2 separate regions of the Homo sapiens genome follow, and region 1 is linked to region 2. The links are chromatin loops, found by intact Hi-C in ENCODE. Cell type or tissue: PC-9. All regions are shown on one strand. Links, peaks and the distances in the headings refer to the core of each region. The heading gives the core; the rest is flanking DNA.

Region 1 (5,217 bases), core at 1-5,000, 52 kb before region 2:
GCCCCTCCCCCAGCCTCGCTGCCGCCTTGCAGTTTGATCTCAGACTGCTGTGCTAGCAATCAGCGAGACTCCCTGTGAGTAGGACCCTCCGAGCCAGGTGCGGCTTATAATCTCGTGGTGCGCCGTTTTTTAAGCCGGTCGGAAAAGCGCAGTATTCGGGTGGGAGTGACCCGATTTTCCAGGTGCGTCCTTTACCCCTTTCTTTGACTCGGAAAGGGAACTCCCTGACCACTTGCGCTTCCCAAGTGAGGCAATGCCTCGCCCTGCTTCGGCTTGCACATGGTGCGCGCACCCACTGACCTGCGCCCACTGTCTGGCACTGCCTAGTGAGATGAACCCGGTACCTCAGATGGAAATGCAGAAATCACCCGTCTTCTGCGTCGCTCACGCTGGGAGCTGTAGACTGGAGCTGTTCCTATTCGGCCATCTTGGCTCCTCCTCAACCAGTTTTTAATGGGGTTGTTTTTTCTTGGAAATTGTTAAAGTTCCTTGTAGATGCTGAACATTAGCCCTTTGTAGGATGCATAGGTTGCAAAAATTTTTCTCCCATTCTGTAGTTGTCTGTTTAGTCTGTTGATTGTTTCTTTTGATGTGCAGAAGCTCTTTAATTAGATCCCATTTGTCAATTTTTGCTTTTGTTGCAATTGCTTTTGGTGTCTTTGTCATGAAATCTTTGCCCATGCCTATGTCCTGAATGATATTGTCTAGGTTGTCTTCTGGGTTTTTATAGTTTTGGGTTTTGTAATTAAGCCTTTAATCCATCTTGAGTAAATTTTTGTATAATGTGTAAGGAAGGGGTCCAGTTTTAAACTTTGGCATATGGCTAGCCGGTTATCCCAGCATTATTTATTGAATGGAAAATCTTTTCCCCATTCAATAAATTTATCCATTGCTTGTTTTTGTCAGATTTGTCAAAGATTAGATAGTGGCAGGTATACAGTCTTATTTCTGGGTTCTCTATTCTGTTCCATTGGTCTGTGTGTCTGTTTTTGTACTGGTACCATGCTATTTTGATTACTGTAGCCCTGTAGTATAGTTTGAGGTAGGGTAACGTGATGCCTCCAGCTTTGTTCTTTTTGCTTAGGATTGAATTGGCTATTTGGGGTCTATTTTGCAAGCCCAAGAGTTCTTAACAGAAAAGTAATTATATACAGAAATGATCAACCATTAGGAAATTATGCATTGTTGATGGGCACAAGGTTTATGACAGGCAGAAATTTGCAAATGAACTAAGTAGAGTTTTACATTACTTTTATTTTATTTTATTGAGAAGTTAAAAAATTATCTGCAGAAAACAAAATCAATCAAATTCCTCTGTTCATGGTATGCTATCCTCTTTTCTCTTTGTTCACCTTTTATCTTCTTGTTATTTTCAAGCCACCCCTGACCACTCAACTGCATTTGGATATATGTATTTTTTCAGATTACACATATATATGTATATATATGGAATCTGAAAAATATAAAATATTGTTTTATATTTGTATGCTTTATATTTATATAAGTGATAGCGTATTTTAATCTCATTCATTTTTTGATTTTCTTATTCTTCACTATGTTTTCTTGATTTATGCCTATTTTCCTATGTGTCATTTTGCTCTGATCATAGTATTCCATAGTACACATTTATTCTACTTTATTTCCCTAGCAAAGTGCACCTAAATTGCTTCCAACTTCCTTCTATCACAAATAATGCTGTGATAAACATAATGACACACAACTCCTTTGGTATCTCTGCACATATTTCTCTGGACATATACTGAGGAGAAAGATTGCTGTGTCTTAGGCGATGCACATTCCATACCACAGTTCACACTGCCAGACTAAAAGGGCTCTGTTGCTCTTCATGCCTGCCACGATGCACAAGATTCCTATTTCTCCATAATCTCACAAACATTTGGTGATATTTCTAGTTTTTGTCAAAGTGATGTATATAAAGTGGTGCCTCATGTTTTAATTTGCATCCACATAAAAATCAGTGTGGTTGATCATCTCTTTACATAATAGTTTTTCCATTGGATACTCATGGGTTTTGATCTTTTACTTGTTGGCATATGTCCCTCATATCTTATAAATATTAAATGGTTGCCAATTTTTGATATGTTTATAAAATAAAATAGAAATTAAAGAAGAGAGAGAGAATATGGAAGAATTCTTCTTCTTCTTCTTTTTTTGGTCACCCAGGCTGGAGTGTAGTAGTGCCATCTGGGCTTACTGCAACCTCAGCCTCAGAGGTTCGAACAATTCTATGCCTCAGCCACCTGCGTAGCTGGCATTACAGATGCATGACACCACGTCTGGCTAATTTTTGTATTTTTAGTAGAGATGGGGTGTCGCCGTGTTGGCCAGGCTGGTCTCAAACTCCTGACCTCAGGTGATCTGCCTGCTCCCAAAGTGTTGGGATTACAGGCATGTGCCACCAACCTCTGCCAAATACGGAAAATTCTAAAAGTAACTGAATTCAGAATTCATTTGGAGTTTATATGGATTTTATCATGTTATTCTTTCCACTTGACTGTGTGTTTGAAAAAGCCTATATTAAAATTTTGGCTAAAGTCTTTTTGCTTTGCATCAACAGTTTTCAGAGGCTGTGGAGCTGAAATAGAAAATGTTCATATTCATTTAGCTATTGAAGAAATAATAATAATAATAATTTTTTTTTGAGATGGAGTCTCGCTCTGTCGCCCAGGCTGGAGTTCAGTGGCACAATCTCGGCTCGCTGCAAGCTCCAACTCCTGGGTTCATGCCATTCTCCTGCCTCAGCCTCCCGAGTAGCTGGGACTACAGGTGCCCGCCACCACTCCCGGCTAATTTTTTGTATTTTTTAGTAGAGATGGGGTTTCACCGTGTTAGCCAGGATGGTCTCGATCTCCTGACCTCGTGATCTGCCCACCTCGGCCTCCCAAAGTGCTGAGATTACAGAGGTGAGTCACTGCGCCTGGCCCCTGAATAAATAATTATTGATTACTATTTGATATTGATAACTAGTGATGCATTGGTAAATGAGACAAAATCCCCCCTAAGGAGATCATAGTCAAGTGAAGGGGGATGTCCATAAATAAGTAAACCAGTAAATGAAAAAACGACTTCAGATAGTCACATTCCAGGAAATAAATAAAGCAGAGTGTATGATATTGATTGGGGAGACAGAATGAATAAAGAAGTTTTAGATTAATGATAGAGTGAGGTGGTGATATGAGATCATGAACTTCAAAATCAGATGTGGATCTAAACCCTGGATTCTTCACTAGATTTGGAGTTGGACAGACTTGGATTTAGATCCTAGTTCACTCTGTGGTAAGTAGATTTTTTTTTTTTTTTTTTTTTTTTTGAGACAGGATTTTAGTCTGTTGCCCAGGCTGGAGTGCAGTAGTGTGATCTCGTCTCATTGTACCCTTAACTAGATTATACTGGCTTTATGTTATAGTTTTTAAATTAAAATGTCTTAATTTATAATGATATGAATTGGAAATTAGTGTCTTGTAGCATCACAGAACTCAGAGGTATGGCAAGAAAATCAAGAAGGCTTAAATGAATCCAGAGTTAGTTCATATTGATATAGGCATTCATAGCAGAAATTAGAGAGCAAGTAGTTAAACTAAATTAGGTAATATTGTACTAATTAATGACTCCAATTTAATTTTGGGAACATACAGTATAATCAGTATGAATCTTTAAATATGGTATGTATCTACTTATAACCATGTGATTTACACTCTATGATGTCTGCACAACTCTAAGTATGCACATACTTAAGGCTAATTTACCAAGCTGATTGAAGGTAGGGCAGTGTATTAGTCCGTTCTCATACTGCTATGAGGAAATACCCAAGACTGGGTAATTTATAAAGAAAAAGAAGTTTAATGGATTTACAGTTCCACATGTCTGGGGAGGCCTCACAGTCATGGCGGAAGGTGAAGGAAGAGCAAAGGCACATCTTACATGGTGGCAGGCAAGACAGCATGTGCAGGGGAACTGCCTCTTATAAAACCATCAGATCTTGTGATACTTATTCACTATCATGAGAATGGCATAGGAAAACCCACCTCCATGATTCAATTACCTACCACTGGGTCCCTCCCACGACACATGGGATTATGGGAGCTACAATTCAAGATGAGATTTGGATGGGACATAGCCAAATCACATTAGGCAGTGTCTTATAGAGTAACAATTCCCTTGTTTGCTAATGACCCATTTAATAGTATGATCCAGAATATAAAAATAAGTGAAAAAAGACTTTGAGCAGCCAAACTAGACACTGGAAAATTTGTGCAATGAAGCTTACATAGACTTTATGCTGGCCTAAAATATTTGTTTCCTCTAAGAATATATGATATTGGTGATACAATCTGGACTTAGAGAAACCTATGGGAAGATCTCTCCCCTTTGGACATTATAGTAAGGAAAATTATGGCTTGCAAAAGATGTCCATGTCTTAACTCCTGAAACTTCTGTATATGTTACCTTGAATGACAAAAGGTACTTTGCAGTGATTAAGATAAGAATTTTGATATGGGAAACTATCCTGGTTTATCTGGGTTGGCCCAATGTATCTACCTGTGTCTAATGCCAGAAAACCTTTCCTGACTGTGATCAGAGGGAGATGTGACTATGAAAGAATGGGCAGAGAGGTGGAATGTTGGTGGCTTTGGAAATGGAAAGAGGTGGCGTCAGGAGCCAAGAAATGGATGGCCTGTAAAAGCTGGCAAAAGTAAGCAAACAGATTCTGCTCTAGAGCCTTCAGAAAAAAAAAAGCAGTCCTGTAGATGCCTTGATTTAGGCCCAATGAAACTCATGGTGCACTTCTTTAATTTTTTTTTTTTTTTTTTGAGATGGAGTCTCACTCTCGCCTAGGCTGGAGTGCAGTGGTGCAATCTCCACTCACTGCAACCTCTGCCTCCTGGGTTCAAGCGATTCTCCTGCCTCAGCCTCCTGACTAGCTGGGATTACAGTCAAGCGCCACCACGTCCAGCTAATTTTTGTATTTTTAGTAGAGACAGGGTTTCACCGTGTTGGTTAGGCTGGTCTTGAACTCTTGATTTCATGATCCACTCGCCTCGGCCTCCCAAAGTGCTGGGATTACAGGCGTGAGCCACTGCACCTGGCTCTCATGGTGCATTTCTAACCTACAGAACTGTAAGATAAATTTTTGTTGTTTGATGTCATTAAATCTGCAGTTATTTGTTCTAGCTTAATAGGAGATGAATACACCTA
Region 2 (5,508 bases), core at 280-5,279:
TATTGAGATTATCTAATGAGAACTTTTCAATGGTCTTTATCAAAATGCTTCAAGGAGCAATCATAAACAGATTTTGTACAAATGAAAAAAATAGAAAGTATCATCAAAGAAATAAAAGATATATAAAAGATACTAATTGAAATTTTAAGACTGAACAGTACAGTAACCAAAAAACAAAAAACACCAAACCCCAAATCTTAGAAAACCTTACTGGATGAGGTCAGCATGAAAAAGACAAAAGAAAGAGCCAGTGACCTTGAAGATAAAAAAAATAGGAGTTACCTGACTTGAACATGAGAGATGAAATAAATAGAAAAAAAAAGCCTCAAGTACATTTGAGATTATAACAAAAAATCTAACATTTATGTCATCAGAGTTCCAGAAAAAGAAAAGGAAGAATGTGGGCCTGGAAAAGTATTAGAAAAAATAATGGCTGGAAATTTCCCAAATTTGGCAAAAAGATATGAACCTAGTGATTCAACCAAATAGCACCTGCTCCTCAATAACCTATAAAAAGAAAAAATTGAAAAAAAGGAGCTAAGCAAACCCTAAACAGGACAACCCAAAGACATCTGTCTAAGTCATATCATGTCATGATCAAACTCCTGAAAACCAAAGATAAAAGAAGGACTTCAAAAGCAATAAGACATCAGTGACACCTTACCTATAAGGGAAAAGAATTTGAATGATAGAGTATTTCTCATTAGATGCCGTGGAGACCAGAAGGAAGCACCATAGTATTTTTCAAGTGCTGAAAGAAAATGACTGTCAACTCAGAAATCTATACTGAAAATATCCTCAAGGAATGAAGGGAAATGAAGACATTTTCGGATGAAAGAAAACCAAGAGAATTTGTTACCGGCAAACCAACCCTAAAATAGTGGCTAAAACAACTTCTCTAACCATAAAATAATACAAGAAGATACCTTGGAACCCCAGGAAGGAAGAAGAGACAATGTTGAAAGTGAAAATATGGGTCAGCACATTTTATATTTCTTATTCTCTTGAATTTTCTAAATTAATGTTCAGAGATTTCCTCTTTTGGAATTTATTAGCAGTGATCAGCTATTTTATTTAATAGGTTATCATGAAAAAGTTCAGATAAACAGTCTTTTCATATACAGATTCAATAGTTGCAGAGTTCTGTAATGTCAAGTCAAATCTTGATTTTGGAATCCAGGGTTTTAGAGTGGAGGGTACCCTTTGGACTGAAAGGAACCCTCATGTAGGCTAAGTCTAAAGAGGGAACAGAGAAACACACACATGCCCCTCTCATGTGTCAAAAAATCACATTTCCCACAAATCATTTTTGGTTTGAGTAAAGTATACAAAAGCATGGAATGGCTGTCCTTTTCTTTTTCTTTCCATCCTTCTTTCCTTAGCTTTTATTCTCTCTCTCCTCTTTCTCCTTCCTCTCTTCCTCCTCTCGCTCTTTTTTTTTTTATCTCTTTCTTTCTGCATTTCTCTCTTACTGTCTTCTTCCCTTTCTGTATCCTTTCCCCCTTTCATTCCCTTTTTTTCTTTCTTACAAGAGAAAAGAGGCAACAACATTCCACTACAGACCTTGAGCCCAGATTGCCTTTTTGTACAACTCAACAGGTACCTTCTTGGACTCAATCAGCTAAAAAGGGACTGTGGGCATGTAGTATAGAAAGTCATTTATGTTGAAATCTGCTTATTTTTCAAGCGTTATTAATGATTACTGTCCATTATTATTTGTCCATTATTATTTTAAAAAATGGAAATAACTTTTCTGATTTAGTTTTCATGTGACTTAAGTTCTATATATCCATATGATTATTTTTTTCCCATTTCAGTCTGGCTTCTCTGCTTGAATTCCACAGTACTAGAATGAAAAGTAATAAAGTAATGAAAAAGTACAATATAAAATATTAGTGTTCTTTGTGGCCTTAGAGTCATTTAAGAAAACACAATTGTTAGAGTGTAAGATTACTATGAACCTCGCTAAATGAATCTCTTTAGAACATAAACAATCCTTTCGTCTTGCATATCTGAGAAGCCCAAATATGTAATTAGTCAATCCCATGTAGTTTCAAAATGTTAACCTTTTGAACTGAATAGAAGAGAGATGTTTTATGAATAATGGGTGTGTATAATTTTGGTTTCTTTCGGCATAAAACCAACTCTGGAGAAGTCCCAGGGTGTACTCTTGCATTTACACTAATTAACTCCTCAGACACCAGTGCTCTGTTGGCTTTGGATCAAGTTTGGGATTCAAAAAGGAACAGGTTATTTAGTAATGTTGCAGGAAACCAGGCATCTTCATGAGATGGGTTTGGTCTTGTTTCAAACTGAATTATCTAGAGATGAATTGTTTATATTATTTCTCAGCATATTGCCTTTGAATGCTCTTGGGCACTCAGCTCACAATGTTGAGAAAGTGATTGATAATCAAGTATTTTAAATGGATAATCAAGATAATCAAGTATTTTACATGGATATTTTGTATGTGCGTTTGGGACAGGAAATTATTATCACATGTTTTGAACAAGTTCACTCAATTCACAATGAGTAATCACTAAAGACAGTGCACAATTGGATATGGTTGACCTTATTCAAAGTTCAAGGGTACTGCTAGGGGAGAGGACTATGGTAAAGTTAGAACTAGAATATGGAAATGTTGGGAGAAGAACAGTTAAAGACTGATGAATTATCACATTACCCATTAGTTTTCACTTAAAAGATAGATATATAAAATTACTTTTTTGAAATAAGAACTTTGAAAAGAAAATAATGTTGATGGCATTCTAATGGCTTGTCAAAGTAGAAGAAATGGATCAAGAAGGTACTAACCATGTTCCTTGCACAAGGTTCTATATACTATATTATGCATGTGGAAGTATGAATTTGCTTTTGCTTGTTGATATGGAGTAAATTACTCTAAGAACAGCTAGGAGGGCTTTTTCCTTCCTCATGCCAATCATTGCAATCTACTTACAATTTTCCTCACTGAAACTCCACCTAATAAGGTGTCATGTTATGACTCTGATTTATGAGTGTGATTTGAGTACTTCCCAAATCAGATGGAGTGGAAAACAAGTGAGTTAGTGAATCATTGAAGAAGAATCCATTTACTGGTGGTACTTTTTCTATCCAAAGGCTTGGATTTAAAATGTTGAAATAACTTCTGCTGGACTCCCAACCTTTTGCTATAGCTGTTATAACTGTGGCAAAAGTGGCTTTCACATACTGTAGCTGCTGAGTTAGCAGGAGTAGGGCAGCAGCTCTGCTCATCCCATACCACCTGATCCTGATCTGTTTCTCATGCTTCACCTTCTCCTGATGTTGTAGGGACTTTTCTTTATGTTTTCAAAAATCAAGATGTGTTTTTTTTTGGGTAATTTTCTTGAGTTAGAAATGTAGTTAGAACTGTGACTAACGGCATTGCCTGGAATGTGCTACAAACACGATTAGATATTCATTTATCTTCCTTGTATTAGACTGCTTGTATAAGACTCAGTGTTTAGACATTCATTTCTCTTCCTTGTATAAGACTCCTTGTATAAGACTCAGTGTTCATTTATCTTTTTAAATTAAACCACAACAAATATATGAGTTTTTAACCATTGCAATGTGCAATAAATAAATATATCTGAAGTAGCATTAGCCTTCTAGTTTTAAATAATAATGAAATTTGTTTAGCAGTCACTAACATGTGCAAAGAAATGTTTGGAAAAAGATGTTTTGCTTGCATTTCAGTCAACTCCCTGATAATAGATTCAAAATTAAATAAGGTGTTGGTGCATGTCTCATTTGGAATGAGTAAAAGAACTGGAAAAAAACTTAATGCAATTAAGCTGATTAAAATGTTGTGTCACCCTCCTGTAAGTTAAAATCATTTACTCACAGAAAAAGTTATTACCCTGTGAAGAGCGTTGGTTTTAATAACTATTTGTTGAACTCTAATGTCCTGTTTGATAAGAGTGTCTCTCCACTATGCTCAGAATTTTAAAGCCTCCAGTGACAGCAGAATCACTTTGGTTCAGAAACGTAGCAGGTGAATTGTAATTGTCCAGCCAAAGTTGGAATCAGTTCAATAGGACTGTCCCCCATGTTTATCCAATTGCAAGTAATGTCAAGAGGTGAGATGTGTGATGAAGGTGATATGATTTCTCATCCATGAAATGCTATTCTCATTTGTTCCTTTGGGGACTCTAGCTGTCAAAAGGAAAAAAAAAAAGAAAAGTTGAAAAGAGAAAATCATTATCCAAAGAGAACTATAGAAATATCTATTTAATCTAGGTTTGAAAGAAGATTTTATAATCTTGGTTAATATTATAAATACTTCATCCTTTTAAGTAAACCACATTTAGAAAAATACATTGCTGTAGAAATCACCAGGAATTCTGTGATGAGCAATTCAGTAGTGATCACTCCTTGTGAGTACTGTGGACTGAGAGCTTTTGGGCAGTCACATTTTATGGAAAAACTCTTGGCTTCTTCTTTGTTTGAATCTCTAATCTACAGTTAGTTCCCCTACCCTGGTAGCCTAAGAAAGTCTTCTAGCTCTGTAACTTTTCTATTTCTCACAGAATACCTTTGGATGTGTTCTCTCACAGATAAAATATTTTATTTTAGAAAATTTTATGCTTTCAAACTGATATTGACCATGGTAGAGAAAATGCATGTGAAATTTTCATATAAGCAATTAGCTCATTTAGTCTAACAATTAGCCATAATTAAATGTATTTTGTACCAGCTACAGTTAATATTTTGTAACATCAAAAAAATCAAATTTTAAATATCTAATTTCAAAAAAGGATCTATTATTTGTATCCATTTCAAAGACAGACCCTACTTAATTGTGGATAACTATTTTTAAACATTTTTAACATTTAAAAAATATGTAAAGACCTACTTATCTGGACCGATATTTGGTAATTGATTATAAATTCATATTTAACTAATAAGTCAATCACATAGCTAGATTAGACTTATACTGCAAAGGCTTTTTTCTTTTAATCACCTTCCATTAATAATATGAAGTATTTAGGGTTTTATTTTGATTCTTTGCTGCAGTTTTGATGGTAAGCTCTATTAGCAATGTTGGTTAAGTTTTTTAAGTGGTCTTGATTTGGTGCAAAGAGCAACCCCATAGTAATTTTATTTCGGAATTTTGTGTGTGTGTGCAGCAGAGTATGTGTGCAAGGAGAGCTAGAGTGTGTGTGTGAGAGAGAACCATTCCTATCATTTGCCTTTTGAGCAATCAGCACTCACAGAGTTAAAAAAATAAGCCAACAAACAATAGAATGTTAATAAAGGAAGAAATATATTTTTGATTCTTATGAATAGTATTCTAATAACATAGAATTATTGAGTAGTTAGGAGAGATAGCTTCTTTTTCATATCTCTAGGACTACTAAGGTGCTTTAGTAATATATACTACTATAGCCATAGCATGGGGACTCCCCATTTCTTGAATCTCCTTGTTCATCTTTTTTTTTTTGAGAGGGAGTCTCGCTCTATCACCCAGGCTGGAGTGCAATG

The links. Peaks named below come from ENCODE experiments on the same cell type or tissue, not always from the same donor. Only the 100,000 strongest peaks of a DNase experiment are listed, where the experiment ranks them.
Region 1: it touches region 2 in a loop (4-fold over the local background); 2 of 110 quality-filtered maps call a loop at or near these places.

The regions. Positions count from the first base shown.
Region 1 is chr2:156,249,743-156,254,959 of GRCh38, reverse strand. It overlaps LINC01876 (long intergenic non-protein coding RNA 1876), which reads left to right and starts at 29. Exons shown (of 4, transcript NR_110250.2): 1 at 29-182. In PC-9, for the core only: no CTCF peak of the experiment used is centred there; no DNase peak of the experiment used is centred there; H3K4me3 peaks cover 1,303 bases; H3K27ac peaks cover 741 bases.
Region 2 is chr2:156,197,284-156,202,791 of GRCh38, reverse strand. All of the region lies in intron 1 of LINC01876 (long intergenic non-protein coding RNA 1876), which reads left to right. Among named protein-coding and RNA genes, the nearest start is that of LINC01876, 55 kb to the left of the region's middle. In PC-9, for the core only: no CTCF peak of the experiment used is centred there; a DNase peak (open chromatin) is centred at 3,011; H3K4me3 peaks cover 267 bases; H3K27ac peaks cover 2,796 bases.